Regions from separate parts of the Homo sapiens genome. Here region 1 is linked to region 2. A link is an interaction called in ENCODE POLR2A ChIA-PET data of the cell type or tissue named here. Cell type or tissue: OCI-LY7. All regions are shown on one strand. Each heading gives the region's core, and the rest is flanking DNA. Links, peaks and the distances in the headings are about the cores only. Region 1 overlaps GPR157 (G protein-coupled receptor 157). Region 2 overlaps SLC2A7 (solute carrier family 2 member 7).

What was found. ChIA-PET counts read pairs that join two places held together with the same protein. Peaks named below come from ENCODE experiments on the same cell type or tissue, not always from the same donor. Only the 100,000 strongest peaks of a DNase experiment are listed, where the experiment ranks them.
Region 1: POLR2A ChIA-PET joins it to region 2 with 7 read pairs; 12 of 35 experiments call an interaction of 5 or more read pairs at or near these places.

The regions. Positions count from the first base shown.
Region 1 is chr1:9,114,889-9,119,275 of GRCh38, reverse strand. The region is part of intron 1 of GPR157 (G protein-coupled receptor 157); the gene reads left to right. Among named protein-coding and RNA genes, the nearest start is that of GPR157, 12 kb to the left of the region's middle. RefSeq lists a silencer at 3,440-3,640. In OCI-LY7, for the core only: no CTCF peak of the experiment used is centred there; no DNase peak of the experiment used is centred there.
Region 2 is chr1:9,013,710-9,018,096 of GRCh38, reverse strand. SLC2A7 (solute carrier family 2 member 7) reads left to right here. Exons shown (of 12, transcript NM_207420.3): 6 at 2,855-2,980; 7 at 3,229-3,416. Among named protein-coding and RNA genes, the nearest start is that of SLC2A7, 11 kb to the left of the region's middle. In OCI-LY7, for the core only: no CTCF peak of the experiment used is centred there; a DNase peak (open chromatin) is centred at 2,026; H3K27ac peaks cover 887 bases.

The DNA.
Region 1 (4,387 bases), core at 174-4,173, 100 kb before region 2:
GGATCACCTGAGGTCAGGAGTTCAAGACCAGTCTGGCCAACATGGTGAAACCCCGTCTCTACTAAAAATACAAAAATTAGCTGGGTGTAATGGTGGATGCCTGTGATCCCAGCTATTTGGGAGGCTGAGGCAGAAGAATCGCTTGAACCTGGGAGGCGGAGGTTTGCCATGAGCCAAGATCACGCCAGTGCACTCCAGCCTGGGAGACACAGTGAGATTCCATCTCAAAAAAAAAAAAAAAAAAAGGCAGGGTCTCACTCTCACCCAGGCTAGAGTGCAGTGGCACAGTCACGGCTCACTGCAGCCTCAACCTCCTGGGTTCAAGCGGTTCTCCCGCCTCAGCCTCCTGGGTAGCTGGGACTTCAGGTGTGTGCCACCACGCCTGGCTAATTTATGTATTTTTTTGTAGAGACAGGGTCTCACTTTGTTGCCCAGGCTGGTCTCAAACTCTCCTGGGTTCAAGTGATCCTTTGGCCTCCCAGAGTGCTGGGATTACAGGTGTGAGCCACCATGCCCAGCCTTTCCTCTTAAGTTATGACCACAGAGGTTGTTAGGTTAGGTTCCACTCTGATGACTGCATTTTAACTTAATCACCTCTTGAAAGACCCTATCTCTCAAATACACTCACATTCTGAGGTTCTGGGGATTAGGACTTCAACAGATGAAATTTGTAGGGGACACAATTGAACCCTTAACGGCCTCTGAGTGGGAAGGAAGCCGACTTGGAGTCTGGCTTTCATTTCTAGGCAAATACAAGTTGGAACTGGGGCCCAGGTACCTCTGGGAGAAGCTTGTGGTGCCCCTGCCAATCAGAGTTACACACGAGGTGGCTGTCCCGGGCTTCCTCCGTCCAGGCAGGCTCAGCTTGGCCTCCTCCCAGCCTCAGAGTCACAGGTTTAGACAGGAGGGGCCTTATGGGTCACCTGCTCTAACCCACATCCCCACCTTGCACCCCCACCCAGCACCTGTCATGGCACCCCCTGAACATGAGCACTCACCTTCTCTCAGTGGAAGCTGCCTATTCAGCCCCCAGATTTAGGACTGGGCAGGACCCCGCCCATTCCTCCGGCATCTAACCACTTCTCCACCACCAGGTCCTCTTCAAGACTTTTTAACCATTTGAGGATAGCTCAAGGCCCAGCGTCTCTTTACATGCTCCTCAGGTGACCTGGCACTGGCGCCAGCTTGTCAGTCTCAGGTTTAGAATGTGAGCTGCAGATGTCCACTCACAGGCAGACAGCACCAGCCATTGGCTGTTCTGAGCCACCCACATCTGAGCAGCAGGATGACCCCTCCAACCACATGAATTTCTAGGTTGTAATCAACCAAATCCCTTGGTCTTTTTCATATGTGCAGTTATTAAGCCCTGTGTTACTTGTTCTGGCTTTATTTTTTTGGGGTGGTGGCTTCCCGTATGAAGGGGGGAAAAACTGTTAGGTGTTACATGTCAGAACTGTGGGGGTTTTTTTTGTTTTTTTGTGTTTTTTGTTTGTTTGTTTGTTTTGCTTTTTTTTGAGACGGAGTCCCACTCTGTCGCCCAGGCTGGAGTACAGTGGCGCGATCTCAGTTTACTGCAACCTCCACCTCCCGGGTTCAAGTGATTCTCCTGCCTCAGCCTCCCCAGTAGCTGGGATTACAGGTGCCCACCACCACGTCCGGCTAATTTTTTTGTATTTTTAGTAGAGATGGGGTTTCGCCATGTTGGCGAGGCTGGTCTCAAACTTCTGACTTCAGGTGATCTGCCCACCTCGGCCTCCCAAAGTGCTGGGATTACAGGCGTGAGCCACCGTGCCCAGCTACATGTCAGAACTGCAATACGCATTTCTAGAAAGCAGGATTTATGCCACACATGTGTTTGTGGAGCACCTATCAGATTTAGACTACCTGCAGCTCAGGGTGGCCCCCTGGCTGGAGAACTGCCCTGTTTATCCTTCTGAGAGTTCCAGATACACCAACTTTCTCCTTACCCTGTAGTCAGGAACCTGGGGCACTGTCATCTCCTTATCGTTTTTATCCTATGTCTGCTAGTGTCCTGGAGCCAGCTTGAGAGACCCGATTGTTCCATTTTAGGGAATTTTGTGAGCTGATTGTTAGATACGACCAGTATTAAAAACTAGATTATATTAAAAACAGAGCTGGGCATGGGGCTCCTGCCTGTAGTCCTAGCTCCTTGGGAGGCTGAGACGGGAGGATCACTTGAGAAAACATAGTGAGATCCCATTTTGAAAAATAATAGACTGGGCATGGCGGCTCTTGTCTGTAATCCCAGCACTTTGAGAGGCCAGGGCGAGAAGATAACTTGAAGCCAGGAGTTCAAGACCAGCCTGGGCAATAAAGCAAGCCTTTGTCTCTACAAAAAGCAAAAAATAAGCCGGGCATGGTAGCATGTGTCTGTAGTACCCCCTACTCAGGAGGTTGAGGTGAGAGGATTACTTGAGTCCGAGATTTGGAGGCTGCAGTGAGCCATGACTATGCCACTGCACTCCAGTCTGGGCAACAGAGCAAGACCCTGTCTCTAAAATAATAATGCTTTTTTTTTTTTTTTCCTCTGTCACCCAGGCTGGAGTGCAGTGGCACGATCTTGGCTCACTGCCACCTCCCCGGTTCAATCAACAATCAATTCTCCTGCCTTAGCCTCCTGAGTAGCTGGGATTACAGGCACGTGCCACTATGCCCAGATAATTTTTTTGTATTTTTAGTAGAGACGGGGTTTCACCATGTTGGTCAGGCTGGTCTCAAACTCCTGACCTCATGATCCGCCCGCCTCGGCCTCTCAAAGTGCTGGGAATAATAAAATAAAAAAAAAAAGCCATAAATACTCAAAGCTCATCGTGTCATAGCTATTTTGCTCTTTACATGCTTGAGGTTGTTGTGTCTATCATATCTCTGTGGTGAAAAAATATATATATATATAATTTATATATAATTATATATAAATTATATATAATTTATATATATTATATATAATATAATATATATAATTTATATATAATTTATATATAATTATATTATATATAATATATATATAATTATATATATAATTATATTATATGTAATATATATATAATTATATATATAATTATATTATATATATAATATATATAATTATATTATATATATATATAATATAATATATATATAATGGTGTGCTATGTGCATCTGTTCCCAGCCACATGTGTTGGTGGCTGGAAATTGGCCATGGTGGAAGTATTTACACATGGAAGTTGGCAAAGACTACAAATCAAGGCTTGATTTATTGCTTTGTTGATTGTGTAGAGCAGAGATCAGCAAAGTTTTCCTGTAAAGTAAGTGTTTTCAGCTTTGTGGACCAGGCAGTCTCAGTTGTAACTGCTCAACTCTGCCTGAAAGCAGCGGTAGACAATCTGTAAATGACTAGGTGTGCCTGTGTTGCAATAAAACTTTATCTAAAAAAAAAAAAAAACTGTGGGCCAGATTTGGCCTGAGAGCCACAGTTTGCTGGACCCCTGATCTAGACTTAAGAAAGTAATGGAGAAGACATTAAAGGTATAGATTAAACTTAAGTGTTACTTATCTCTGAGCTTAAGAAGAGATGGCAGCTGTGTTGGGGCAGGCAGAAAACCCAGTATGTAAAAAAGAGGTAAGGAGAAGAGACAGGATCATGGAGCAGAAACAAATTGAGGAAACAGTCTCCCAGTGTGGGGGGAAGAAAACTCGTACCTGATTCAGCAAAGAAGTTGCTCATGTCACCAACCAGTGACATGAGCAACCAACATATGTCTTGTTTTCTATGTCTTCCTTACTTCATTTTCATCCCGTTAAGGGAAATGAAAGCATCAATTAACTTCATGCCACGGAGCGCTCTCATTTGCTGATTGCATCCACAGGTTGGCAAAATCCAGGGTTTGGCTGAAATCAACAAAAGCATTCTGTGAGAATCAATTGGCTGCATGAAATGGACAATAAAGAAGGAGTATTATTATTGTATACTTTATTATTATTTATAAATTGTATGCTTCACATCCTGCAGGTGAAATTTATACATTTATATGTGTGTGTGTGTAAACATGCATACATGCACACATGCACACGTCTATGTTTTTCTGGAGAGCCAGTTGTGAAATGTTCCCAACACACCACTGTCCATGCCTGTACATGAGTCAGTCTGGCTCAGCCCGCTTTGCAGGATCAGTGGACCATTCCACCCTCTCCATTTCCACCGGCTCCCTGATTCTACCTCTTACCTCCTCTCTCTCAAATACCACCCTCTGGCAGCTTCTGGCCCTCACACAGCTGCTCCTTCTGTGTGTTCAAACAACCCCTCCCTGTTGATCAGGCCCATATTCTTTTATTCTTTTTTTTTTTTTTTTTTTTTTGAGACGGAGTCTCGCTCTGTCACCCAGGCTGA
Region 2 (4,387 bases), core at 146-4,145:
GGGCAAAGGGATGGGTGACGTGGTCGGGGCTGTTTTGGTGAGTGATGGCGACAAATCGTGCTTAGGAATGGGAATCGGGCTCTGAGGCAGGTAGGGGTTCTGCTATAAAGGGAAGGAGAGAAGTTGGGGAAGTGAGGTCGAGAGAAGAGGTTTCTTTCAAGCCATGAAAAGTGTCAGCATAATTTGGCTGCCATAGGAATGGTCCAGTACAGAGGGAAGTCAATGCAGGGCAAGCAGGTTCACAGCCACCGTCTCTGTCACTGGGTGGCTGTTTTCTTCTGGCGGCCTCTATCTTCCCAGTGAATTAGGAGGCAAGGCCATTGCCTGAGAGCGAGTGGGGGTCGTGGTGGAGATTTAGGAGAGAGGAGTGTGGCCCTCTGAAGGTCTGCTGAAAAATCACTGACACGAAGCCGATTGATTAATAGAAAAGGCATGCAAACATATTTAACCAGATTCGCAGAGCCTTCAGAGTGAAGAGCCAGAGATAGAGGGGAAATTGTCCGTTTTAGTCCAGGCTCAACAGAGTACGGACAGCCGAGTAGAAATAGCATTGGACAAAAAGGGTCTGATCCGACGTAAATGGACTGAGTGGGGAGACCCCGCGAGGCCTGTCTGTGTAGGTCCTTCTTGGCCTCTGTACAGCCTTCCTTCTGGGTGTGGGGCAGGACCCTCTGCAGAATAGGGGGCCTTTTATGACCTACAGCCAACAGCATTGGTCAGAGATTTTCCTTCTGGCTAGTTTTGTTGTTGTTGTTGTTGTTTTGTTGTTGTTGTTTTGAGGCAGGGTCTCACCCTGTCACCCAGGCTGGAGTGCAATGGCGCGATCTCAGCTCACTGCAACTTCCGCTTCCCGGGTTCAAGCAGTTCTCCTGCCTCAGCCTCCTGAGTAGCTGGGATTACAAGCGAGCGCCACCACGCCCAGCTAATTTTGTATTTTTAGTAAAGATAGGATTTCTCCATGTTGGCCAGGATGGTCTCGAACTCCTGACCTCAGGTGATCCACCCGTATGGCCAGTTTTTACCTAGAATATTTTTAGGTTTTATGGAACTGGTTTTGGGGAAAGGGGATCCGGTTTGTATGACCTGCCCAGGAATCCTGACTAGGGATGCTAGTTTCTAGGGTTAGCCTCGGGGGGAGTGGGACTGAGACAGGGGGACAGGAGAAGGTCAGAGAAAAACTTGCTTCTGAGGGCGCTGCTGAGGCCTTCATTTTGGGGTATTGTTTTAAAGCCCCAACAGGAGAAAGTGAGAGACACTCGTGGAGGGTGGAGGGAAAGAGGATAAGAGGATGGACCACCAGGCGGGCCTGAATGAATGCGGCCAGCAATAAAAGCCCAGGAACCCAGTGGGGTTTCTCCTTTTTCTCTCTTTTTCTCTTTCCCTTCTTTCCTTTTTGTTTTCCTTCCTTCCTTCCTCTCTCCTTTCCTTCCTTCCTTCCTTCCTTCCTCTCTCTCTTCTTCCCTCCCTCCCTCCTTCCCTTCCTTCCTTCCTTCCTGGTCTCACTCTGTCACCCAGGCTGGAGTGCAGTGGTGCGATCATAGCTCACTGCAGCCTTGACTTCCCAGGCTCAAGCGATCCTCCCACTTCAGCTTCCCAAGTTGCTGGGACTACAGGCACACACCACCATGCCCAGCTCTTTTTTTCTATTTTTGTTATAGAGACAAGGGTCTCACTATGTTGTCCAGGCTGATCTGTAACTCCTGGGCTCAAGTAATCCTCCTGCCTCCGCCTCCCAAAGTGAAGGGATTACAGGCATGAGCCACTATGCCCGGCCGGGGTTTTTTACAGACATTTCTGAATGACCCAAATTCTGCACATATTCCTTAATGGGTGGATTTATGTCTTTGTGGTCCCCACAGTACCCTGAAGAGGTTCAGAGACTCAGAACCTGGAGGGTGCTCCATGAAAGATCGTTAACAGTAATGATTCCTAAACTCCCAGAGCCGCTGAGTATTAAATCGTCAATTAGAGAGACATCAGCTGGGGAATCCACCGTGCATGACGCTTAGCACCTGTGCCTCATTCAGCCCTCGCCACTTCTTGCCTGAGGCTCAGAGACATTAAAGAACTTGTCAGCTGGGTGCAGTGGCTCATGCCCAGCATTTTGGGAGGCCAAGGCAGGAGGATCATTTGAGCCCAAGAGTTCACGACCAGCCTGGGCAACATAGCAAGACTCTGTCTCTACTAAAAATTAAAAAAAAAAAAATGAGCCAGGTGCGGTAATGCACGCGTGTAGTTCCAGCCACTCAGGAAGCTGTGGTGGGAGGATCACATGAGCCTGGGAGATTGAGGTTGCAGTGGGCTATGATCGCACCATTGCACTTCGGCTTGGCTGATAGAGCTAGACTCTGTCTCAAAAAAAAAAAAAAAAAAGAACTTGTCCACTTCCCACCATACCAGCAGGGGTGGGAGGCAGACGGAGACCCTGTTCTCTTAGTGGAATCTCAGTTCCCCTCCTTAGGCCAAGCCATCCAGAAGGAGCTCACTCAGACCCAGCGCAGGGTCCAGGCCCTGCCCTACCATGGCCCTAATGAGGCAGAGATTATCCCCTTTCCTGCTATAAAAGTAGGAACAAGACTGAGCTCATTTTCTCCGGGGTTCAAGTGTTTAAATCATTGCCTATTCTTTAGAGAAACGGTGTTCTTCCTGCAAAATAATTAATGACGTGTAAATTTGTATAACTCTCATGATTCCCTCCGTTTTGAATGTGGAAACCATTTGTAGGAGTACCCTGGTGAGAATGAAGTCCCCACAGTCCTTGGTTCACACATAGGAGCGTGACCTTCCGAGCACAGTGGTAGGTGGGCCAGGGGGTGCCCAGGCCCCGGGATCCTGAGTCCTTGGCTCCTTGCAGGCTGGCCGGTGCTTCTGGCGCTCACAGGGGTGCCCGCCCTGCTGCAGCTGCTGACCCTGCCCTTCTTCCCCGAAAGCCCCCGCTACTCCCTGATTCAGAAAGGAGATGAAGCCACAGCGCGACAAGGTATGAAGTCGCCGGCTACTCTCCCAGGCCCTGCCCACCCCGGGGGCCAGGCAGAGACACGGTCAGGGCCACAGTCAGGGTCGCCATGGGTCAGGGGTGAGAGCTGGGAGCTGAACGGGGTGGGGGGGTGGCAACTGGGGCACAACCAAGGTCAGGTCAGGGAATGGTGAGCTCAGGGCCAGCATGGGGGCTTGGGGCCCAGCCTGCAGGGAGACGGCCCTCTGAGCGGGTGGTTCTGCTTTCCGCAGCTCTGAGGAGGCTGAGAGGCCACACGGACATGGAGGCCGAGCTGGAGGACATGCGTGCGGAGGCCCGGGCCGAGCGCGCCGAGGGCCACCTGTCTGTGCTGCACCTCTGTGCCCTGCGGTCCCTGCGCTGGCAGCTCCTCTCCATCATCGTGCTCATGGCCGGCCAGCAGCTGTCGGGCATCAATGCGGTATGTGGGACGGTGGCCAGGCAGGGAGACAGATGAAGCAGACCCAGGCTTCATGGATAGCAACACACAGTTCCACCCACAGAGGCCTGGCCTGGCAGTGGGGCCAGGATCAGTCCAGGCAGAGCCAGATGTCAGGAAGAAACCTCACTCCTCTCTGCCTCCGTGCTCTGCCTCTCCCCACATGCCAGCTTCATTTTTCTCTGTTTCCCAGTCCCCAGAAGGAATGCCTCCTGCCAATAGTCCTTTCCCTTCTATACAAGAGACCAGCTAGACTGAGATGAGCTGAGGTCTCCTGGGTCCAAGCTCAGGTCACCAGGCCTGGGTTGGTAGGCCCAGCCTGTGTCAGGAGCCCATCTTGGGCCCACTTGTCTGTGATGTTTGTGGCATCGCTTTCTGCGACCGTGGCTCTTTGGCTGTAACTGTATCTAACCATGGTGTGAGGGAAGGGTGGAGATCTGACAGAAGCTAAAACACTGGAGATTGGGTGGGTGACCCAGTTGCTCCAGTGGCGTGTCGGGAAGAGGTGGCCTTGGCCTCAGGGATTCATGGATGTTTAACCAGTGATCGTGGGAGGGTAGATGGCCCAGGTGGGAGCCACCAGATGTGGAATAGCACACGTGGCCTTTCAAAGGGCTGTTTGTGCCAATGTCCTTGGCATGGGGCCAGAAGACAGACTCAACTTGCGGTTGGCTTGGCCCAGAGTGAGAGGTAAGAAGTCATTCTTTGGGATCTGAGCTCTTAGAGTAACTGAATGATGGAGGGAAAAGTGCTCTTGGAGGTCGTATGGTCTGACTTCCATTTTATAGACGCCAAACCTGAGGCCCAGAGAGGGAGGAGCTGCGACCCTGGATTCCAGGGCAGCGCCGGGCTCCACCCTGGTGTCCCGACTCCAGGTCAGGCCTCTTTTTCCCACCACCTGCTACCCTCTTCCTGTCCCAGGGTCCCCAACCCAGGCTTGCAGAACTGTGTGT